Regions from separate parts of the Mus musculus genome. Here all the other regions are linked to region 3. A link is a loop called in an ENCODE intact Hi-C map of the cell type or tissue named here. Cell type or tissue: left cerebral cortex. All regions are shown on one strand.

Region 1 (4,000 bases), 120 kb before region 3:
GTAATGAAGCTGGTGGTCAAGGGCCGTTTGTTGATCAAGTTAATTAACACAAGAATCCATTCACTCTTGTCTGGCTGTCCCAGAGCAGGTTCTCCCTCCTGTTTTGTATCAAGGACTATTTAGGGACCAGTACTGACATATGACAGCTTATAGAACCAGCAAGGTCATCCAGCAAGCCTTCTTGTATATGCTTCCTGTTGCTTTCTGAGAAACTGTCTTGCTGCATAGCCAAGTCTGGCTGGCCCCAAATTCCATCCTCCTGCCTCAGCCTCCCAAATGCTGGGCTTATAGACATGTGCTACCTCATCCATTGCCAACACTGTTGGCAAAAGAAAAGAGAGAGAGAGAGAGAGAGAGAGAGAGAGAGAGAGATGTCTATTTCTCATTCCACATTGATTCCACTTTTAAAACAGCCTGATGAGTTTTCACCAAATTTGGAACTGCACATACAATGATCTGACTTAAACAGGAGCTATCAAGATAAATATTTTCTGGGTAGAGATAGCTAGAGAGATAGCTCAGCAGTCAATAGCATTGGCTCTTCTTCCAGAAGAGCTAGGTTCAAGTTCCAGCACCTACATGGCAGCTCACAACCCTATCTAGTTTCAGTTCCAAGGGATCTAATATTCTCGTCTGGCCTCTGAATGCAACAGGCATATAAGTGGTGCATATCATGGTAAGTGCAGGCAAAACATCTGCACACATTAAAAAACAACAATAATAAAATAATTCCAAAATAAAATTTCTTAAACAAAGTAGCTGGGCCAGGCATGGTGATGCATGTCTTTAATCCCAGCACTTGGGAGGCAGAGGCAGGTGGATCTCTGTGAGTTCAAAGCAAGCCTGGTCTATAAAACGAGTCTAGGACAGCCAGGGCTATTACACAGAGAAACCCTGTCTTGAAAAACCAGAGAGAGTGTCTGAAGCACACGGGGAAAGGACAACCCAGCACACCTGCTCACTGTAGGAAATGGCTATTTTTGGTTGTCACCTTGACAACATCTGGAATTAACTAATCCAAGTGACTTCACACACCTGTGAGGAAATTGTCTTAATTAAATCATTTGAAGAGGGAAAACCCACCTTTAGTCCACATCGTTTGAGGTGGGAAGATCCACCTTTAATCCGGGCCACATCTTCTTCGGGCAGCCCACATAAATAAAGGACATGGAAGAAGGAAGCTTTGCTCTTTGCCTGCCTTGTTGTTGATGGCAAGTCCATTCTTTCACTGGCATTAAAGCCTGTTTCTTCAGGATTCTAGCATATATTAAAGACGTCCGGACTGGTGGGCTGAACAACAACTACTGGATTCTTGGACTTTCTGTTAGCAGACAGCCATTGTTGGACTAGGTGGACCACAACCTGGAAGCCATTCTAATAAATCTCAATCTCCAATCTCTCTCTCTCTCTCCTTCCCTCCCTCTCTCCCTCTCCCTCTCTTCCCCCCTTTCTTTCTATATACACATTTATTCAATCAGTTCTGTTCCTGTTTCTCTAGGGATCACTGACATTAACCCAAATAATGTCACATAATTACAAGTAACAGCATCATATTCAAGGCTCAGACTCAGCCAGTGGGCAAGCAGAAGGCATCACTGGCCACAGTGAGCGGCAGCAGCTTCACTAAGGCAGCTCTGAAGCCTGCTCCCAGTAGAAGACTACAGGAACTTCTTGATTAAATGGAGCTAATTCACTTTCCTGAGCAGCTCAGAGCAAATCAATCAGTATAAATCATAATTACAGCTATCATTGATTAAGGGATGTATTATGCACCAGACACGTGGCATATGCACTACCTAATGTGACCTCATAGCAACCTGAGGAGAAATCAGCCCCAGTGTCTTCTTCCCTCCCTCCCTTCTCCCCCTCTCCCTTTCTACCTTCCTCTTTCTCTCACTCTCTCTCTCCTTTCTTCTCCAGGGCCTAGATGCTCACCTATGCGCTAGGTAAGCCCTCTGCTGCTGCCCTATATCCAAAGCCATTCCTTTAGAGCAAATGAGGCAAGTGGGAGTCTGAGAGGCTACGTGACTATGCAGGGTCCCTCAGTTAGGAAGTAGCAGAACAGGGGTCAAACCAACGCTATCTGCTCTGACTTTGGGCTTCAGCTATGGGAGAAGACACCCCCTTATTTTATGGCCCTGAGCTGCCTCAAGGCTCTGATTCCTCATGTACATCTTCTGTTAACATCTCATCCTATCCAAGACAACTTGACTCCCACATATACCCCCCTCACTTACCTAACTGCTGGCAGGCTTCCCTATACTCTGGCACCAATAATATGATTTTGCTCAAATGCTCCAGCTTAGCAATGTGTCTGAAGCCTGCATACACTGATGGTATGTACTGATGGTATACACTTAAGGTGGCTTTTTAAAAAGACAAATATAGTTGAAAGTTAGTTACAGAATTTCACTTTACAGAGCCAGGGTGTAGCTCAGTGATAGCATACATTTCCAGCATGTGCAATATTCTGGGTTATATACTTGGGAATGAAGAGGGAGGGAGAGACTGTACTTTAGGCAAAGTGCCAATTAATTCGGTCCTGGGTTTGTTGTTGTTGGGTTTTTTTTCCTTTTCTTTTTAAGATTTAAATTTTTGTTTTTGTTTATGTGTATGAGTGTATTTCCACTGCTCAGGAAAGTGAATTAGCTCCATTTAATCAAGAAGTTCCTGTAGTCTTCTACTGGGAGCAGGCTTCAGGGCTGCCTTAGCGAAGCTGCTGCCGCTCACTGTGGCCAGTGCTGCCTTCTGCTTGCCCACTGGCTGAGTCTGGGCCTTGAATATGATGCTGTTACTCGTAAGTATGTGACACTATTTGGGTTAATGTCAGTGATCCAATGCACAGGAACCAGTGAAGGCAAGAAGGTGCCTCGTTTTCTAGACCTGGAGTTACAGCTACATGAGTTCTGAGATCTGCAAGAACTGCCAGTGCTCTAAATTGCTGAGCTACCATTCCAGCCTGAGCCGCCTCTTTTTAGGAAATGGTATGAAACAGTGTCTGAAAAAAAGTATCTTTCCTAAACCAGGACGACGACAACAAATAACCTTTCAATTTCGTAGAAACCTCAGTTCAGCAATATAAACTATTAATTCTCAAGTGATGAACATTGATAGCACGACCTTGTGGTTTTTATAGGATACTTCTGCCAACCAAAAAATGTTCACCAGTTGTCTCAAGAGACTTATTAACCTTCCTAGAGACCTAGGAAGTGCAAGATGCCACCTGCACAGGGCCTGGCAGGTTCATAAGAGCAATGGCCAGTATTGTCCCAGTTTGGTGCGAGGCATGACAGCATCTCTGTCGTCCTAGAATTCAGGAGCTAGAGGCAGATCATCCTTGATTCCCAAGCCAAGCCTAGCCTTGAACTCCTCATTCTCCTCCTCAACCTTCAACCACAGGGATTACACGAGTATGTTACTACACACAGCTTTATAGTTTGGGTCACAAATGTATCCAAAGGCCCATGTGTTATTAAAGAACTTATCCCCAGGGTGGTGCTACTGGATAATACTGGATAATACTGGATAATGGTAGGATCTTCAAGAGGAAGGGGCTATCTGGGCCAGGTGACACAAGACTCCTGGCTACTCCAGAGCCTGAGACAGAAGGATTTTAAGTTCAAGGCCAGTCTAGACAACTTAGTGAAACCCTGCCTCAAACTAAAATTAGGAAGAGGAGCTAAGGATGTAGCTGAGTGATGGAGCCCTTGCCTAGTAAATGTGAAGCCCTGGGTTTAATCTCCCTATAGCACTCACCGTAAGAGTCAGGGTCTAATGAGACGTCTTTGGATCATGAGGGGTGTGTCCTTGAAGGAAATCCTGGGAACCCTGACCCCTCTCTATTACTTCCTAGCCATGGGTTAGCAGTTGTGCTCTGCCGGGCAGTGGTGGCACACACTTTAATCCCAGCACTTGGGAGGCAGAGGCAGGCGGATTTCTGAGTTCGAGGCCAGCCTGGTCTACAGAGTGAGCTCCAGAACATCCAGGGCTACACAGAGAA
Region 2 (4,000 bases), 270 kb before region 3:
TGAGTCTTGTTAACAACACACATATATTGGGCAGTCTTATATAGTGTAGTTGAGCTCCATTTGTTGGGACTCCGTGCACTCCGGCTGATTGGATGCACACGCTGAGGCAGACCCTTGCTGAGGTAAGGCACGTGGAGGACACTTGATGTTTGGAGGGTATAAATAGGACTTGACAGAGTAACTGAAACAGCTTGGCTTGCTGGTACAGCTAGCTGTGTAACACTTGTGGGTTCGAGTCTTTGCTGATCTTTGCTTCCCTGAGAGAGGCACAGCTGAGAACTTCCCTTGATGTTTTTGTTGGTCTCTCCTGTTGACTCAAGTCAAAGCTGAGGTTGGATATCTCTGTTAGGTTGTATCACCATTACTGTTAACCAGACTCTATCAAACTAGACTATTGGTGTATCTATGAAGTGTTTGTGAGTGGATCGAGCTGTCATTATCTGTTAACCTGTGAACTGAACTGTCAATTTTCAGACAACACAGACGGGAGTTGTTCAAAAGAACTTTTCTAAATAGGTCCACTTTTTTTTTTTTTTTTTTTTTTTTTTTGAGACAGGGTTTCTCTGTGCAGTCCTGGCTGTCCTGGAACTCATTCTGTAGCCCAGGCTGGCCTCGAACTCAGAAATCCACCTGCCTCTGCCTCCCAAGTGCTGGGATTACAGGCATGCGCCACCACTGCCCGGTGTGGAGGTCCACTTTTTTAATATCTTTTTTCCCCTACTATCTTTGGTGGGTGGTGGGCTATAAGAGAGGTTAAAAGATTTTAAAACCACCATTAAAAATAAGATTTTAAAAAATTAAAGTTTTATTTCTTCTTGTTGTTATTTCTTCTTTGCACATGACTACTTAACAAACCACAAAGAGCAGCAACCAACAGCATCCAATCCCCAGACAGCATCCAATCCCCAGACAGCAACCAATCCCCAAACAGCATCCAATCTCCAAACAGCAACCTATACCACCTCTCGGGGCCCTAGCATTTACCTCTGAAAAGCCCCTAGAACTTCAAACATCACAGAATTGGAGAAACTATCTGCTGCTGGTAACACCGTGCCTCTGCTAGACCACAAGGCACATAGTCACCTGATAAGAAGCACCCCTAGATCCCCACATCTGTGATTAAAATGAAAACATTCCCATATTTGAGTGGCTTTAAAAAAAAACAAAATTACAAAATTACAAAATTCTTACTACATCCAATTTTTCCAGAAAAGGAAATTAAAGTTTCTTAAGGTCATGAGCTCCTGATTCTAAAGCAGGCCAGATAGAGGCTGAGAGGACTCCCAAAGGACCCCACAGTGGGCAGGAAGGTGGTCGCATGTTTTTAGGTATGTCACTTCATTTCTATCCCTGATTATCCTTCAACTCACCAGGTCTCAGTTCACTGGATAGTTCATCTCTCTTTAAAAAAAAGATAGATCATCATCTTTAAAAAAAAAAAAAAAAATTTAATGTGAGTGCTCTGCTGCATATACATCCTCAGGCCAGAAGAGGGCACCAGATCCCCTTATGGATGGTTTTGAGACATCTTAACCGGCTGAGCCATCTCTCCAGCCCCATCTCTTTTAATAAAATGTTATTTAATTTGTAGCCTGTTTCATAAGGCTTCAGTAAGAGGATACTTCCAGTTGATTAGCCACTGGCCTTCAGAGGGCTCCTTCTCAGGCTCTCTAAACAGGTAAAAACTCAAAAGTTTGGCCTTTCTTCACCAGTTAACTAAGGCTTCCTTGAACATCCAATGAGACTGAACAATGGAGAGTAATTCAGACAGAATTTGGCATTCTCATGTGTGCGCATGTGCACATATGTGCATGTGTGTGCGCGCATGTACACATATGTACATGTGTGTGCATGTGCACATATGTACATGTGTGTGCATGTGCACATATGTACGTGTGTGTGTGTGTATGTGTGTGTGCACATGTGTGCATATGCATGTGAAGGTCAAAGATGAGGTGATTTTTCTCAGTTTATGCCTACCTCATTTTTTTTTTTGGAGTATGTGTATTATAAGTCTGCACCACTTCTAGCATTTTTTTAAATGAATTCTGAGAACCAGACTCAGGTCTTCATCTTATATAAAAGCACTTTACCAACTGAGCCATCTCTCCAGCCCTCTTCTGAGATTTTTTTTAAAGATCAAACTCTAGTTATCAAACAAGCATGTTCAGAATAAGAAATCCTTAAAGGTGAGTAAATTACAAGTTTGCATCTTTAGCCAAATTTCCATGTAGTGCATCTGTCTAACTTACAGATTGCTAGCATCAATACCACCCATTTTGCACTGTAGTATCTGCCTACTAAGTCCCTAGACTTGTGGATCTTCCACTCCACACAACATACTATGCTCTAGCCATTTGTCTTTGAAACTTTCTCATTGGGTGATACATGTATGTAGCATAGCAGTAAAAGAGTCTTAAACTATCTAACACACTTGTGGGAAACCACATTACTCATCTTCCCTAGGAAGTACCACATACCTAAGCTCTTCTGAAGGAGACCTTCACAGTATATGACCCCTGACCTTTTTTTGGCACCCAGATTCCAATCATGTTGCTGCAGGTACACACATGGGTATTCACTTTTAGGGAACTCACTCAGCACTGCCTGAAGGAAAGTCATCATCTAGCCCATGGGTGTTACTTCATTTCCACCAAGCCCCACCCCAGCCCCAAAGAAACTTGTTTTAATCCAAAGTAGGATGAAGAATAGTCCCAGAATGTTTATGTCCTAATACCCAGGATCGATGATTATATTATTGTGCAAAGCAAAAGGGCATTTCAGATTAAGGATCCTGAGATAGGGATATTGTTCTAGATTACCTGGATATGCCCAATGTAATCCCAAAAGTCATTCATTTGATACAAGAAGGGGGCTCAGAGTGTACAGCCCCAGCCACAGATCTAAAAGCCCCTCGAGCTGAAAAACTTGTTTGAACACTTGGTTCCCAGTAGGTGGCGCTGTTTGGGGAAGTTGTGGAACCAGTGGGACTGTGGTCTAGCTAATGGAAGTGGGTCCTTGGGGGCAGCCCTTGAAGGTAATCCAATTCTGGTTCTTCCCCAACACTGCTTTCTGATCAGCTAGGATGGAAAGCGCTTCTGCCTCATGCTTCCACTGCTACTGAATCACCAGTCATCATGCCTTCTCTGTGTCCCTTGAAACCATGAACCCGAATAAACCTCTCCCCCTTACGTTCCTTCTGCCAAGCATTCTGTCACAGCAATGAGAGAAATAATACTGGGGGCAGAATGAGTCTTCCCTAGCATCTCTGAAAGCATCTGTGGGTAACCTGTAGGAGCCATTTCTCCAGAACTATAATACATTTGTGTTCTAAAGTATTTTATTAGAATATAATAGGAACCAATACAAACCCCAACAGAGAGCAGTGACTAGGTCCTCCTCATAGCCTCATGAGAAGGTTTTACAGACAGGCTTTAGTGGAAAATACCATAAAAAATGACTTACACTCCAGCAGCCAGAGGGGTCAAGACATCTCTCTAGATGGCCATCTGGAATGGGCCTGGCCTTGGTCCTACTGTTTACTGGCCACTCACTTTGGAGGGTACTTCCCTTTCGTGTCTACAAGAGGAGGAATGATAAAGAACATAGGGTGTGCAGAATAACGCCCAGTGGAGATATACAGTTACTACTGTTTCAGGCATGGAGCTGAACAGGTTTCTTCTAGTATCTTGGCTCCAAGGTGTTCAAATGCCTGAGGGTGGTTGGTAGATGATGATGATGGTGATGACGATGGTGATATGATACCACTCCTCACTCCAAGTTCCGGGGTGTCATGATGATAGAGTGATATTGACAGTGGTAGAAGCATTTATGAGATGGAAACCAGCATGACTTCTGTGGTGTTTTTTTTTTTCTTTTAAGAATTATTTATTTTATGTATATGAGTAGTTGTCTTCAGACACACCAGAAGAGGGCATCAGATCTCATTACAGATGGTTGTGAGCCACCATGTGGTTGCTGGGATTTGAACTCAGGACCT
Region 3 (4,000 bases):
CTGTTTCAAGCCATTTTAGGGGTCAGTTGACATTAGTTTCCAAGTGTGAGGCCAGAAAACAAGGGAAGTGCAGTTTGCTCCTTTTTGTGATGGGGATTGAACCCTGGGCTTGCTAGGACACTAGGAAAGCACCCTTCCAACTGAGCTGCCTCTTCTTCCCAAGAACGTTTTTTGTTCTTTACAGAAAGCATCTTTCTGTGTAGCCCAGGCTGTCCTCAAACTCATAATTCTCCTCACCACCTTAGTACTGGATTTTGTTTATTTGAGACAGGTTTTCAGGTAGCCCAGGCTGGCCTCTCCAAGGAACTTGGACTCTGGATTCTCACTTGGGATTACAGACTTGTACCATCAAGCTCAGGACTCAGGTAGGCTTCTTAATATAAATTGTATCCTATTAAATTACTCTTGACAACTCCACCTCTCCACAATATACATCCCGGAAGACTGATATTCATGGACTCTAACATACAAATTTTTTGTGTCTATGTGCACACTAGACTGCAGGTGTCCTCAAGCATCCGACCTGTGGGATTTGCATTCCCATTGCCCCAACCAACACCAAAACTTCAGAATTTTGAGGATTTTTTTATGAGTTCTCTTCCTGTAAAACAAAACAACGAAACAAAAACAAAACAAAAAACAAAACAACAACAACAACAAAAAAACCCATATGTATCTATTGTGGTGAAGACACATTAAAACCAGCCAGACTCCAGATCTGAATTTCTGAACTCAGCAGAAAGGTACAAGAGTCCTGTCTCTGGCTCCTGAGGTAGCCCGGAGACTTTCTCCCTTCTTAGTTTCTCCTAAGCAGAAAGGAGGTACTGATTAGCTCTCCTGGGGGCGTGACAGAGGGACTGTCTGGGCTCCGGGACTCGCTCTGGGCTTCCCGCCCTCGGGGGTCCCCTCGCTCCGCCTCCACGCACCGCCCTGTCGCTCAGGTCTTCAGTTCCCGCCCCTGCGAGTGGAGCCCCGCCCTCCCAATTCCCCGCACCCGGTGAGCCGGGGGCGGGGCGCGCGGAAGGCGGAGCCGAGCAGGGGAATCCTCTCTCGTTTCGCCGCGAGCCAGCAGAGCCTCCTGGCCGTCCAAGGGCCCCAGCTCTGGGGGCAGCGGAACCTCGACGAGCGGAGTCTGAAGAGGCCATCGCGGCCCGTGAGCCGGTGTCGTCCCAATACACTGGCAGAGTTCCGCCTCGGCCTTCCAGGCCCCGCGGTTCCCTCACCGGACGGTCGCCTGCGCGCCATGCAGCCGCCGCCTGCCCCGCGCGCGTAGGCGCTCGCCACAGGCCATGCTGCCCCTTCTCGCCGCGCTACTGGCCGCCGCCTGCCAGCTGCCGCCGGCGCACGGCGGGGCCACGGATGCGCCCGGCCTTGCAGGGACGCCCCCAAACGCCTCGGCCAATGCGTCCTTCACCAACGAACACTCCACCCCGCGTCTGCTGGCATCGGCGGCATCGGCGCCCCCAGAGCGCGCGGGCCCAGAGGAGGCTCCGGCGGCGCCCTGCAACATCAGCGTGCAACGACAGATGCTGAGCTCGCTGCTCGTGCGCTGGGGCCGCCCGCGGGGCTTGCAGTGCGACCTGCTGCTCTTCTCTACCAACGCGCACGGCCGCGCCTTCTTCGCCGCCGCCTTCCACCGCGTCGGGCCACCACTGCTCATCGAGCATCTGGGGCTGGCGGCGGGCGGCGCGCAGCAAGACCTGCGCCTGTGCGTGGGCTGCGGCTGGGTGCGCGGCCGCCTGCGGGCTCCCGCCGGGGCTCCCACCGCGCTGCCTGCCTACCCGGCGGCCGAGCCGGGGCCGCTGTGGCTGCAGGGCGAGCCTCGTCACTTCTGCTGCCTGGACTTCAGCCTGGAGGAGCTGCAGGGCGAGCCGGGCTGGCGGCTGAACCGCAAGCCCATCGAGTCTACGCTGGTGGCCTGCTTCATGACCCTGGTCATCGTGGTGTGGAGCGTGGCCGCCCTCATCTGGCCGGTGCCCATCATTGCCGGCTTCCTGCCCAACGGCATGGAGCAGCGCCGGACCACCGCCGGCGCCCCCGCGGCCGCTCCTGCAGCCGTACCCGCGGGGACTACCGCCGCTGCCGCCGCCGCTGCTGCAGCTGCTGCTGCTGCTGCCGCGGCTGTCACCTCGGGGGTGGCTCCTAAGTGACCCCCTCCGCCCCGCGTCCGCGCTGTGTAAGCGCTCGCACGCGCCTTCCTCACCGGAGACGGGGCAGGTGCGCTTCGTGCTGTCCTTATTGTTCATCCTTTTCCCGGGAGGGGACCGCAGAGAGGCACAAATGAGGTGGGAAAGTGGGGTTTGTGCTGAGGTTCTGGTTCGGAAGAGCAGGGGCAAGCTCTCGGGCTGAAGGGTGGGATCCACGCGTGGCTCGAGGACACAAGGGAAACCGGCTCTTTCCCCTGCGGCACCCCCTCCCTGCGCCCACATGCCCTTTATTTATGGCAGAAAGTGACCAGATCCTGTGTATTTGTTTTATATATTTAATAACTGTTTTAAATGAAAGTTTTAGTAAAAAAAAATACAAAACAAAAAGATTCAACTGCTAAAGCTGTGGTAACAGGAGCTCTTTGTATCTGAATGTAGTTGTATTTGAAGCTTCTTGTTTGTTTTTTTAAAGGGGGGGACGAGGGAAGATTTGACACGGATTTATTGTAATTGCTTACAAAAGAACTTTATGAATCTTTTCCAAGTCGATCTATTCAGTGACATGGCCTGGTGGGCGTTTCTTCTTGTATTAATGTGGTTTTCTGGCTTTTAATACAGACATTTTCCTCCAGAAATGTGTATGTTTCCTTTATTTGCTTTTGGGAGAGGGATCCAAGACGCAAATGAATCATGAAGAAATTCCTGAAAAGAGGGGCGCCATCTGTCTTCCTGGCTGAGACAGGTGAAATCGCTTTCAGAATGGTTCCGATGGGGATTGCTAATCAGTTCACTGGGCCCCAGACACGTACGTCCTTTCTACAGAGCACAGGTTCACAGCGCTTGGCATAGTTTGTTTTCACATGGTGCCCCAGGAAAATCAATAAATAGTTCTGTGAGCCAAGTGTCTTTCACAGAACCACCTCGGTAGGTGTGGTGAATATACAGTATATATACATGTTCTTGTGTGTGCCCACTCACTCCTGAATGCATTTGTGTGGGGGAGTCAGAGTCAAGTGCCTTCTCCAGTTACTCTCCACCTTAGTTTTTATCTTGGTCTGTCTCTAAACACCAAGCAGGTAGATTCAGCTAGACTGGCTGGCCAGCGTCCTCCTGTCCCTGTCTCCCCAGTACCGAGATTATAAGCATACACCACTAAGATTGGCTTTTCACATGCATGTTGGAGATCTGAACTCAGGTCCTCCTGCTTAAGTACCGGGCACTTTTACTGAGCCATCTTCCCAGACCTGAAAATGGCTGATTGTAAGACATAGATTACATTCTGTTTGGTAAGTTAAGCAGGTGGCATGTTTCAAATGCTAGTATCAAATTCTGAGATGTTTATTTAGCATTAACAAGTTCTTGGTAAAAGGTAACCAATAGCTGTAACTCTGTGTTTCTGTGGTAGAACCTGTCTGCTACGTGGTAGATTCAGATTCTTTGAGTTATCTGCAGAGCAAAGATCTTTCTCAGCTTAACACAAAAGTAAATTTAAGGCATTTAAGTACTGTAATTCCAGTACTAGGGAATCTGACCGCAGTTGAAGGCTGCCCTGGATTACATAATGAGACCCTGTCAAAATAAAATAAAGATGTATTCCTTTGCTCCATCTCATTCATACCTGCTTTTGAAACATTAAACTTGCTCTAGAGCCATAGTTCTCAAAATACGGGCCCGCAGCATCAGCATCAAACTGGAGATGGACTCACTTAAGGCCACAGAAGTGGGAATCCAGAAAGGTAAAACTCCCTAAGGGATTCAGGTGTATTTCAAGTTTGTGATGTGCTGTGTGTTTGCAGAAGGGAATCTTTAGCTGCATGGCATCTCTGTTTATCTTGAGGCCTCTATCAAGTAAG
Region 4 (4,000 bases), 110 kb before region 3:
AAGACCCCTGGAGCTTGTTGACCACCTATGTTAGCCAATTACTGTTTCAGTTTCAGTGAAAAACTAATGTAGAGAGAGAGATAAAAGACATCTAACACTGGGGAGCTGGAAAGATGGCTTATTTTACAAGAGTACTACAGCTCCTACAGAGCACTCCCAGGGCAGCTCAAACAATCTATACCTCCAATTTAAGGGATCTGATGTCTCCTGACCTCCAAGGGTTTCTGCACACATATGATACACAGACATGAACTCAGGCACATACAAAAAGACACATAAAAGAATTAATTAAATAAATATAATTTTTAAACGTCAAACATTGACCTTTGGGCTCCAATGTGTGTACTTATGTATACACATATGTACATCCAAATGAAAACAAAAATAACAGAATATCACTATATAGCCCAGGCTAGCCTCTAATTTTGTTCTTTTGCCTCAGCCTCCTCATGGGATTACATGTGCACCACCACAACTCTGAAAATGATTGATTGCTCAATGTATTTGAGAAAAATTTAAATTAGGGCTCCAACGCAAGCCATAAACTGGCATAAATCCCACTGTTTTGAAGGGATGTGGGAATTTGAGACAGGGTTTCATCTAGCTCAGGCTGTCTTTGAACTAGCATTGCAGACAAAGATGACCTTGAACTCCTGATATCCCTGCTTCTGCCTTCCAAATGTTAGGCTTACAGGCACCACAAACCATCAAACTTAGTTAATAGGAATTTTTTAAAGTACCACAATTAATCGGTCTTACTCCAAAACCATGAAATATCTATATACCAAAAATGTGTAAGTTGGTGGGGTGAAACATGTTGGTAATCACAGCACTAAGGAGGCTGTGACAAGAGGATCTTAAGTCCAAGGCCAGCCTGAGTTACACAGGTACACAGTGAGATCCTGTCTTAAAGAAAAGAAAGAAAAAGTTTGAACAAATTGCTAAAGAGTAAACAATTTGCTGAAGAAAAGTATTTGTTCCAAACTACAATGACAAAAGGTTATACAACTCCATAAAGAGTTCACATATGAGGAAAGAACCCCAAAAACATGTTTAAAATAGGCAAAGATATAAGCATGGAAGTATATCGCAGTGGTAGAACACTTGCTTTGCAAGTCTAAAACTCTGGATTCAATCCACAGCACCAGAAAAGGGGGATTGGTGCCCCAAGTGAGGGATAAGACAGAGGACAAAAGCTAAGAAACATGAAAAAAAAATCAACTTTACAACTAATCAAAGAAATAAATACAATTAAATATCTTGCTTATAGTTTTAATGAAAACAATTATGTGTATACACTATTGGTAGATGCAAATTAAGAACACCTCTGAAGCAATTTGGCAATGTATGTATGCCAGAGGAGTTAAGAAACTGTGATGTCTCACACCTGGAATGCCAGTAGCTTGAGAGGCTGAGGTAGGAGGACTGTCAAGAGTTCCAGTACAACCTGGGCTACCATGAGCTGTAGGGAAGCCTGGGCTATACAGCGAGACTCTGTCTTTAAACAAACAAATAAAGAAGAGGCAGGAAAGATGGCACAGCAGTTAAGAGAGCACACCGCTCTTGTACAGGATCCCCGTTTGGTCCCCAGCACTCACAGTGGGTGACTCACAATGCCTATGATTCCAGCTTCAGGAAGATCTGATGCCTCTGGCCTATATGGGCACCCACACTCACACACACACACAATTAAAAACAAGTCTTAAAACAAAAGCAGATTTGTTAAGAAAATCCAAAGACTAGATATATAAAACAGATGCTCAGCACATCAGTTCAATACCCAGCACCAAAAACAAAATAAAACAAGTAAATACTGTAAATGTGGGGGCTGGAGATATAGCTTAGTGGTAGAGTAATTCCCTGACACTGTTTGAGGCCATTGGTTCCATCCTGAGCAATGCAAAATAAAAAATAAAAATAAACCCCAAACCCTTAGGCATAGGTCCAAGATCACCCTCAGACTCTCCACTAGGGGAAGAGACTAAGAACAAATTGTCTGTGCTCATGCCTATGAATTTACAGAACTTTTAGATTTCAACCATCTTCTGTTCTTTTTTTACTTACTAGGCACAGCTCTGGGCCATTTCAAGTACCTGTCTACTGAAGTCTTAATAGGCATTGCCTCTTCCTGGCATCAAAAGCAGCCATTTTAGCAGAGGTTGGTGTGGATACAAACAAAACGAGTAAGTTAACACACACCTCACCCCAACAAACATGTCTTCTAAAAACACAAATGTCAGCAGACATGTCTTGTAAAATACTAATGTTAAACACACACACACACACACACGCTACTTCTAATTTCCTGCAGGATCTCAGGCAAGTTATTTCGTATCTGGAACTCCACCTTCTCTGTAAGCTGTGAGCCTGTTAAGATCCAGGCGACTTGTGAAGACCTGCGGGTCCTAATTAATACTGTGGGTCCCCCAAAGATGTAGTACTGATGGTCCTTTTCTGGGTCCAAACCCCCAACCCCGAAGAGAAGATCCAGGCACCCGGGGGGAGGTGAGTAGTAGAGGAGAATTCGAATACAAAGCCATGTGAAGATGTGCGTTCTCCGAGCAAGAGTCCGGAGCTGTCAACAGGGTCCATGGCTGAAAGAGCCTATAGACTAGAATCTCGGAGCTTTTCCCATTTTGTCAAACTCCAAGGTCCCGGGACTCCCGAGCCTGTCCGCACCTTCAGCTCCGGGGGCTAAGCGGGGCTTGTCTCTCGTCTTCCTGAGCCCCAGGCGGGGCTTTCTGCGCTCAGGCTCTGTCTGGCCAGCTGCTACCTTCTGCCTCGTTCCCCAAGCATTACACGAGCAAGACCCAGCCAGTCACTCTGGGCGCCGCCATGTTGGCAAAACAACAACTTTATCGAAAGGGGAGGCCGCGGACACAGACAGGAGAGGCGGAGCCAAGAGGGAAAGGCGAGATGCGGGAGAGACAGCGCTGACTCCGCCCCCAAGCTGCTCGCCCAGGGCTGACCCCGCCCAGGCCTCGCCCTCTACGCCTGCTATCGGTACAAATTCTGCTTACCGGATTGTCCCGGTCTTACAATTAGAACAGAAACGAGGGAGATGCTAAAGGATGAAGTGACAGGTGGTTAAAAGAGCTCTGGGGTGGTTCAAGGCCAGGGTTTGAATCTCAGCGTCACAGAAGCTGCTACTGGGCTGGCTTGTCTGACTTTTTGATCCATTATGGGCCTGGTGAGGATTGAAGCACTTTTCATCCATCATATCAGGTGATCTTCTAGCCCCAGGAGGAGAATTACCTAGCCCGGAGTAGAGCGGGGAACAAAATGTACTGACAGGAAAACAAGCTGTCTGACCTCCTTCCTTATGGGGTTAATGTGCCCCATCGCCCAGCACGCACTGCATGGAGCAAGAGCTTCTTGCCTTGTAATAAATCAAGGAATTGCAAAGGAACAATGGTGTAATTACACTCTATCTTTTAAAGGAAGAATCTTTTTAAGGCCACATGTGAGAAGTGTACTGAGATTTGCAAATAGTGCAAAATGGTTGCTATCCAGTAATAGCGGGGGGGTGGGGGGGGAGGGGGGAAACAATGTCTGAGTGCCATCTCTTCCTACAGGGCTAAAATCAATTGTAGCTTCACAGACAATCCATCCCGTCACTGTATGTATAATCTCCATCTTAGTTTCTGTCCTTACATGGGTCAATGCAGTCCATAAGGAGACCAGCAGGGGTGTACACTCCTACAGAATAAAACTTCATTCTGTGTGCCACCCAGGAAACATAGGAAGCTTTTGTCCATTTCCAAGACTTCAACGACGACAACAAAAACAGTCTCCTGATCATTTAAAGCTCAAAACACCAGGTTGTTCTAGACCAGCATCAAACCTCACCTGGAAACCAATTCTGTGCCACCATTGCCCTGATACAGTTCACACTAGGTTTCCACTGCACTGGCTTCCCATCCCCCACCCCCAGAAGTGCCCTCCTTCAATTTCAGCTGACTCTCCCCATACTCTTTCCCCCCACACAACCCCCTCCCAT
Region 5 (4,000 bases), 240 kb before region 3:
TTATCTTGACTCCATGAGGCAGACTTGGCTTTGGGACAAAATAAAAAAAAAAGATCGATAAATATTTACTCAAAGAAGCAACTACATAAAACAGAGTACGTCTAACTGATGAACTGTTATACAGCCTTTTAAACTACCACATAAATAGTGTTTTAATGGTACCAGAAAATGCTTATGCTATAAAAAGAGTCAGAACACATTAGTGAGTGAAGAAAGCAAGCTGGACATGTGTATTTATGGCACAATTCCACTTTGGTAAGTATCACACACCCTACTGATAAATCACAGGGGCGGGGGGTGGGGGTGGGGAAGAGTGGCCAGCAGTGGTGGAAATGTAACAGGTAAAAGCTACTCTCCACTTTATCTGCTTCTAATATACTTGACAAATGGTGTTAGAAATTTCATTTTTCACTTTGTACATTTTTGTTTTGTTTTTAAAAATTATGTATAACAGAAAAATACTTGTTTAACTTAAAAAAAAACTATGTTATTAATTCTAAAAAAACATAAAATAATGTGAAAAGGAAAAAAGAGTAAGATTTAAATGTCTCAGCCATGTAAATAAGACAGTCGCTGGTGACAGTGCCCACGAGTGGACATTCACAGCACCTGCAGAATAGAGGCAGGCTTGCTTTTTTTCTTCTTTCCTTTAGCTCACCAAATGCTTAACAACTAGGCAATGCTGTGATTCCTTTTTTTAAGACCAAATCTTGCCATGTAGCCCAGGTTGGTCCTGAACTCACTATGTAGCCTTGGATGGCCTTGAGTGTACTGATCTCTTTAAAATCACAAGTTGGCTAGACAACTGTTCTTGCTGCCAGCCCTGTGCTGAGAAGTCTTGTGCCCGGACAGGAAGGGTCAGGGAGGAGCTTAGAGGACATGTCTGGTTTTTCTCTATTCTCAGTTTAAACATTAAGCACCCCACCAAAGACCCAAGAGGGTGGAGATGGTTCTGTGCCAAAAACCTTGAGCTTCAGTCCTCACTTCAAGTTAGAAACTATGTACAGCCTTCAAATTATTTGCTTTATCTTGTCAGAGTAAGAAAACCACCTGCTAACTGTCCTTCACATCCTGGGGCCGTGGTATAGTCTTTCTAATTTTAAAGATTTGTTTTTGTTTTTTTAAAGTTTATGAGTACATACTTGTGTATGTATGTTATATGTAGATGCCCAGGGAGGCCAAAGGATATTAGCTCCCCTAGAGCTGAAAGTGCAGGCACTTGTGAGCTGCCTAACACAGGTGCTAAGACAGGAAGGTCACTGGGTGCTCGGAACCCTGACACATCCTTTCAGCCTGGGCTTTGTGTGTTTTAAGGAAGAATGTTCAATCCTGTTGTACATGTTCACTGCTGAGTCTGTCATGTCACCTGACTTCCAGGAAACTCAGTAGTCATTGCTCCTGAAACTCACCTCCTACTCCAGATTTGAGATTGGGGAAGTGATTCACTAGAGTGAAGCAGAAATAGAGCACCTGTCTATCACTATCACTGAACAGAGCAGTAATACCAGACTTGATCACTCCTGGCATTAACATGAAACCATACTTCAAGAACACACTCAACTTTGGCGGTTTCCTTTACTCCCATAAAAATATACATTCCCCCAGTAATAGTATGGAACCCAGAGCTTTGTACAACAGGCAAGTGCTCTACTGCTGAGCTATAATCCCATCAAAACATGATAAATGAGGAATCCTAGTCTCATCCAGGTAGCAAGTGAACAGCTTCACCTGATTCTGAAGGCGTCTAACCAGCTGCTTCTCTAGGCTACCTACCCCACAGTCCTAATTCTGGTAGGGCATTAACCTATATTCTCCCTTCCTCAGTGGATGCAAATGAAGCTTTCACTAGTTACAGAAGTCTTTACACACTGGGTTCTTTGTTACATACTGTCATAGGTAAGTGTAATCAGAATTCTCTAACAGCACATATTTGGATAAAGCAAGACTGTCTCTAACTCATACCTGGAGGCAAGCTAAAACTGCTACCTGTTTAGAGAAAGGAGGCACGAAGGGAGAAAGCCAGGAAACACCAGCCTGGAGAGCAGGGAAGCAGAGAATGCTTGATTCAGGCTCAGTCACTCCCCAGGGGGCAGGAAAAACAGACACAGACTCACCTAGACCATAGATGCTCATTGGCTAGAGCACAGAGCTACCACTAGGTGGTGCTAAACCAAGGCAAGAGCAGGACAGACTGAGGCAATCAATCCGTCCCAATGAGAGCCCCAAACTGGCACAGGGTGTTTAGGAAGTAGCATAGATTATCTCATTAATCTTGCTATAATGCAACCTTCCACTGTAGGCATTTGAGCCTAACTTACTGCATCTTCACTAAGTCTGCCTTTGCTGATGGGTAAATAAATACTAAAGAAGTCAAACTTAAAGGCTGGAGTTGAAAATATTAGAGTTAAGAATCAAATACAGGTCTTCCTTGGGCAAAGTCAGCAGTCTCTTCACAATACACAATCTCTCCGTTTCTGTTCCGTAAGATTGCTCTCTCAGAGAGTATGGAACACGGTGGAGGAGCAGGTAGCTACTGCCATGTGTGGCTATCAACACATGAATTTAACTAAAGTAACTTTAATGGTTCAAAGTATATTCCAAGTAATGGATGGCCACTGAGACCACAATTTTAGGACATCTATATTGTCACACAAAATGATTCCTAATCTACTTCTTCAAGCAGCCTTTGCCAGGGACATTTTCCTCAGTACTGGGGGTGGACCCAAACTGTCTGGGGTGATTATATAAGGCCTTACCTACTTTCTCCCTTTTAGCCTGTTCCAGAAAGTGCCAAAGGGAACCCCACACGATTGTCACAAGTCAGCACACTCCTTTCTTCTCATTCCAACCCCAGCACCACCAGAAGAGAATGCTCAGCCAAGTTTCTCGACAGTGTGAGCCAGCATTGCCTAGGCTGCTCCTGCTTTCTCATTAGGGAGAACCAACAGCTTTCTAAGAGCATCCTGTTGGGGACATAGCCACCACAGGTGGGTAGGGCATGAGCAAGGAAAAGTAAGACCACAGCACATGTGTCCATGGCAACCAAACACTCAAGGGCTGAGGAATTCATCAAGAAACAAGAGAGCTCGAACAACCCACATAGATGTTCACACTTCCACTCCCTGAACGCAGTTTCTGGGAATAAATGCCAAGGAAACAGCTCAGTGATTTGGGTTTTTTGTTTTGTTTTTTCAGAAAAAAGCAACTGAATAAAGACATTTAATAACTCATAAGCCAGACTGTGCAGTGACTAAGTGGGTTACCATGTGAGCACTGGTGCAATTACAGCTGCTAAGTAAATGAGGAAGCACTGTAAATGTATTCTGGTCCCAACTCTAAAATGTGTACAGATTTGGATAAAAAAGGAGGGGAAACACCAAAATGAAGACAGATGCACTACAAGGCGAAAGCAATAGGCTTCTTCTGTCTTTAGATTGCTCTTTGTGGCTATCGTGTGGTTCTCATATCTAAAATGAGCTAAACACAGCTACTCATCAAGGGGTGGGTGAGTGAGCAGACCATGTGAGAGCCTGTTATAGTGCCCACACCTAGAAAGACAAAGGTCTGCCTTGGTCCTGCTGAGACGCCTTATGTAGCTTCCTAAACACAAAGTAGGTGAGAGTGAGTCTGCTGCCAGCCTCTCATGTCTACAGAGATATGAGGCATCCTGACCAATGCTCAGAAGAGACAACTGTACATGCCGTGGCTCCTGGATTGCTTCTCAGTCTCCTCCAATTGGCACTGTGGTCCTCTGACTCATTCCTTTAATGTTAGGACAAGGATGCAGCAAGGTGGCCCTTTTGACACATTATCTTCAGTTTTCAGTCTGTTTTCTATGCTATAACTGGATAGCACAATCTGAATAATGTATAAAGAAAAAAGGTTACTCAGTTCACAATTCTAAATGTCCCAGGTGGGAAGGCCATATCTAATGAGGGTCCTCTTGCTAAAGGGGACTTTGCAGAGGCCAGAGGTAGCACAAGGCATCTCAGAATGATAG
Region 6 (4,000 bases), 180 kb before region 3:
AAATTTCCAACTACCTTTCCTTTTTCTTTATGAAAAAAAATAGTTTCTTAAAGAAATCCAACTGCTGCTTGGCATTATAGCATAGACCTTTAATCCCCAAACCTGGAAAGCGGAGACAGGCTGATCTCTGTGAGTTTAGTGCCAGCCTGGTCTACATAGCAAGTTCCAGGACAATCATGACTACACAGTGAGGCCCTGTCTCAAATTGAAAAAAAAAAAAAAAAAAAGTAAGTAAATAAATGAATTCAACTGCTGCTCTGGGCAACAGTAAAGCCAAAGTTGAGGGTGGTATTTAGCTCACAAACAAATTCGGGATAAATGATGTTAACTATTCAATTTATGTTCTACCTAGGCCACCGCTCTGGAAGATTCAAGACAATGCTGGATCCGGGGGCAGCATGGCAGGTGATGTGTGAAGCTGTGCTGTTCACAGAAGGGCTATGTAGGGCTCAGGACAGCTGGGACGCAGCCTGAGAAGGGAACCCTCCCTCACACTCCTCTATGGCTCACGTGGAGCTGCTCTCAGGTTCCCAGTCTCCTTGCATCTTTCTGTTTACTCAGGCTCTCACTAATTTCTGAAATGAACACAAATTATGGAACCACAACTCTGCTGCTCAGAACATGGCTTGAGCATCTGTCTAACCAGAAATACGCTACTGTGCTAAATCCAGAATAGGAGAGTGCTTCCTTTGCTTATTTTTGACAAAGATCCTTTGAGCCTCCTGCCTCCTGCCTCAGTCTCCAGTGCCCAGAATGGAAGCCCTTCATATGTGGATAACACAGCTCCAGGGTATTTCTACCATGCTCAAGAGCAACCTGCTAAGGTCTGAAAGCAGTCTGTGTTCCTGGTTCCTACTGCTCTCTTTTCGGTTTCTATCTTGTCCAAGAAACAGACAGAAAAGTCAAACAGCACTTGAAAGTTTATCAAACCAGTGGTCTTAGCCTCAGTTCTCCCTGCACCCCAGGCCTGAACCTTAGCCACTTTTGTTCTTTTAAAGTCAGGGCCTCACTGTGTAGCACCCAGATGCTTGGAACTCAATATTTAAGCAGACGGACCTTGAACTCACAGATATCCACCTGCTTCTGTCTCCTGGGTGAGGGGAGTAAAGACATTATCACACCTGGTTACCTACTCACTTTTAATTCTATTCCTCTCCATCCTTCCTCTTCTTCTCTCTCCCCCTCCCCCACTCCTCTCTTTGACATGGGGTCTTGTATAGCCCAGGCTGGCCTTGATCTCTTGATTTTCCAGTTCTTGCCTCTAGAATGCTGGGACTATACACATGTACCAGCACTCTTGGCTTCCACTCTTACTTCAACTATTTAAAAATGTTTATATTCATTACTGATTTGCACTTTAGGAGATTTATTGACTATGTGTGGTATGAGTCTACACTTCTTAGCTCTCCCCAACACCGTCCTGCCTCTCTTCAGTACACATAAGGCACCCCTACTGTCCCTACCGTTCCATAGTTAGGGTGTTCACATCTTCCTTTAGCTGTGTTTTCAATTTGTATTATAGATGGAATTTACTGGGCTGAGTAATCTAACTTAAAAATTAATATACTCGCATTAAAAGTGCCTTTTCTCTGGCACTTTAAGCTTTTCCAAGCTGAGAGCCTGGCATAAAGTGCACAGCTGACCAACAATAGCCACCACTGTGTTTAGGGGTTACTCTGGCCCAGCCCCTGGTCTCCATCTACTTCCAGGAGAAGAAAAGGAGGGCACCAGCACAAAGGTGCATCTGCCACCTTGGGTTCTGAGTGGGCATGTGCACTGGCATCCTTCCCACAGCCTTGCTGAGGCAGTGAAAGCTTTGCTACGGTGGAGGCTCCTCTGAATCCTCCTCCTCCTAATCCTGTCTCTGGGTGCCAGTTGCACAAACACACAATGTGGGTGTTTTCTCTGCCAGCTCAGCTCCTCTCTGTCCCACCTAGGCACGTTCCCAGCACCTCCCTTGCATATTTAACTCCATCTTGGTTTTGCTTCATGGAAGATGCAAAGTGCTGCTGTTCCACAGTAGGGACATCACCTTTGAGTATTATGAGGGTCAGTGTATCTGAAGTAGTACCACGCAGAATCCACAAAGGTGTCCATGGTGTCCGTCTCTCTCTTTGCTGATCCCTTGCACCTGAGAAAAGAAATTTATCAGTTTGTTTTTTTTTCTAGGTTTCAGTGCAGTTTCCTACCAGCTGTTCTTGTGAGATGTTGGGCCTGCCAATATTTTACTTTGATCAGTGTAAGTTTGAGTGAGGATGCTCTTAGAGAGCAGGGGGAGGAGGAACGGAATCCCCAAAAGGATCTTTCCATTCGCTAAGCACATAACAGCTGCAGTCTGATTTTCAATTTACAAAGGAAAAGAAGGGTTGTGTGTTACATCCCATATCTGTTAAGCAGTCCACACTGGCCTATGAACACTACAGAAGGAATCAGCCCTCCCACCCCACCTCAGGTCAGATGACCAAACCGGGCCTCGCACCTGCACTTTAGTCAGGAGGCCTGGGCACGGTGGAATTCCTCAGGGCGGGAACTGTCAGAGAAGTTCCTAGGGAATCCTGTGTGCCACCAGAGAGGGGTGCCAATCTCCACAGTGGTTCTCTAAAGGAAAGCCAGGTCTTTATGTGGATAGCATCTTACTTCTGACGATGGAAGTAATTGGAAGATAAGGCACCTTCTTTTTCTTGCCCAACTTGGGGAACACGGAGAAGAACAGAGACCCGGAAGCAATTACATCTGAGTGACACTCATTGTGCTCACTTCCACTACTGTCGCCTCGGGCTTGAAGGCAACTATGTGTTACCACTGATACCAAGCCCTGGATGGTCAGGAAGAGGTGCTGGGGCAGATGAAGGGGGCATGAGGTCCTTCACTGGGTTGAGGTCCCTTCATTGGGTTGGGCTAGGTAGGAGCAGTGCAATCTGGGGCAGCAGAATTGGGTCAAAGGTGTTACAGATGCTGCCTCATTGGGCTCCCAGTATGCCAGGGAATTATGAGGCAGACTACACCAAGCTCCACTGTTCTTCAGGAGAGAGTGAGGTTTCGGCCCAATGCCTTAGAATGCAAAAGTAAATATATAAAGAATAGGCGGATTTCTGAGTTCGAGGCCAGCCTGGTCTATAGAGTGAGTTCCAGGACAGCCAGGGCTACACAGAGAAACCCTGTCTCAAACAACCAAAAAAAAAAAAAAAAAAAAAGAAAAGAAAAAGAAAAAAAAGAAGATATTTCTCTGCTGTCCTATTTGGTTGTATTGGCTTGGTGGCTTACAGCCCTAGATGTTTACCAAATTCAATCAGGGAGTAAAGTCAACTCTGAGGCCTGGGTTTTACCCTTCAGAAATTCTGTGGTTCTGTGAAGAAGCCATACTCTCATGCAAGGCTGCAACGTTGTACTGAATGTGAAAACTCCTTCACAAAGGGAAAGAGAAAAGAACTAGCTTGATGCTAGTCAGCTACTGACCTGCTAGAAAAACCCAATGTCACTCTGAAGTGAGGAAAGAGGAGAGAAGGTTGGTATGCCTCAGCAGGGAAAGGAGTGAACACACTACTATCTTCCCCACACTCCTTGGCCATCACAGGCTCTGTCTGTACTGGCCAGCCATGCAGGGAAGAAACACCATTCACACTTCTAGGAAACTCTGTGGAGTAGAAGTGGCAGACAGTGGGGTATGAAGAAAACCTATATTTTCCTTCCATTGGATCAGTGTTTCGGGCCCCTCCATAGTGCCTAGGCCAAATTCTAGACTGTTTCCTCAAAGGTTCCTACATACTTTTGATATTCCTTTTAGGCTAGTGAAGAAGGTAGCATTTAGCATCTAGTGAGGAGAGGATATCCAAGATACCTCAGGGTGCTGGCTGTGGCTCCTTACCTTGGGCAGGAGCAGTTCACCCACTCCAAAGCCGTGGCCAGCGGGGAGCCTCCTCTGCCCGTTAAAGATGCAATGCTGGGCAAAATCACAGGCAAGTCTTGCAGTGGCACAGGCACAGGGCCACAGGCTGGGCAG

The links. Hi-C counts contacts between places; a loop is a spot of excess contacts. Peaks named below come from ENCODE experiments on the same cell type or tissue, not always from the same donor. Only the 100,000 strongest peaks of a DNase experiment are listed, where the experiment ranks them.
Region 1: a loop joins it to region 3, with 2.4 times the contacts of the local background. A loop is called at or near these places in 2 of 42 quality-filtered maps.
Region 2: a loop joins it to region 3, with 5 times the contacts of the local background. A loop is called at or near these places in 24 of 42 quality-filtered maps.
Region 4: a loop joins it to region 3, with 8 times the contacts of the local background. A loop is called at or near these places in 19 of 42 quality-filtered maps.
Region 5: it touches region 3 in a loop (6-fold over the local background); 11 of 42 quality-filtered maps call a loop at or near these places.
Region 6: it touches region 3 in a loop (10-fold over the local background); 33 of 42 quality-filtered maps call a loop at or near these places.

Annotation. Positions count from the first base shown.
Region 1 is chr9:123,378,392-123,382,391 of GRCm38, reverse strand. All of the region lies in intron 3 of Lars2 (leucyl-tRNA synthetase, mitochondrial), which reads right to left. It overlaps Gm46137 (a long non-coding RNA gene), which reads right to left and starts at 733. Exons shown (of 2, transcript XR_001779329.1): 1 at 1-733. In left cerebral cortex, no CTCF peak of the experiment used is centred here; a DNase peak (open chromatin) is centred at 2,250.
Region 2 is chr9:123,522,836-123,526,835 of GRCm38, reverse strand. No RefSeq gene overlaps it. Among named protein-coding and RNA genes, the nearest start is that of n-TRacg2, 4.7 kb to the left of the region's middle. In left cerebral cortex, CTCF peaks have their summits at 1,504 (motif pointing right) and 2,955 (motif pointing right); DNase peaks (open chromatin) are centred at 1,500 and 3,030; H3K27ac peaks cover 194 bases.
Region 3 is chr9:123,257,835-123,261,834 of GRCm38, reverse strand. It overlaps Tmem158 (transmembrane protein 158), which reads left to right and starts at 1,046. Exons shown (of 1, transcript NM_001002267.2): 1 at 1,046-2,778. The coding sequence starts at 1,290. The coding sequence ends at 2,150. In left cerebral cortex, CTCF peaks have their summits at 1,961 (motif pointing left) and 2,889; DNase peaks (open chromatin) are centred at 1,660, 1,919, 2,924, 3,129 and 1 more place; H3K4me3 peaks cover 2,813 bases; H3K27ac peaks cover 2,339 bases.
Region 4 is chr9:123,365,787-123,369,786 of GRCm38, reverse strand. Lars2 (leucyl-tRNA synthetase, mitochondrial) reads right to left here and starts at 2,860. Exons shown (of 21, transcript NM_153168.3): 1 at 2,680-2,860. In left cerebral cortex, CTCF peaks have their summits at 1,959 and 3,702; DNase peaks (open chromatin) are centred at 2,107, 2,889 and 3,691; H3K4me3 peaks cover 1,495 bases; H3K27ac peaks cover 1,028 bases.
Region 5 is chr9:123,502,670-123,506,669 of GRCm38, reverse strand. All of the region lies in intron 2 of Limd1 (LIM domains containing 1), which reads right to left. Among named protein-coding and RNA genes, the nearest start is that of n-TRacg2, 25 kb to the left of the region's middle. In left cerebral cortex, a CTCF peak has its summit at 2,148 (motif pointing right); DNase peaks (open chromatin) are centred at 2,158, 2,507 and 3,077; H3K27ac peaks cover 1,541 bases.
Region 6 is chr9:123,436,266-123,440,265 of GRCm38, reverse strand. Lars2 (leucyl-tRNA synthetase, mitochondrial) reads right to left here. Exons shown (of 21, transcript NM_153168.3): 12 at 3,866-4,000; 13 at 2,033-2,131. Among named protein-coding and RNA genes, the nearest start is that of Gm40586, 26 kb to the left of the region's middle. In left cerebral cortex, no CTCF peak of the experiment used is centred here; DNase peaks (open chromatin) are centred at 439, 643 and 1,844.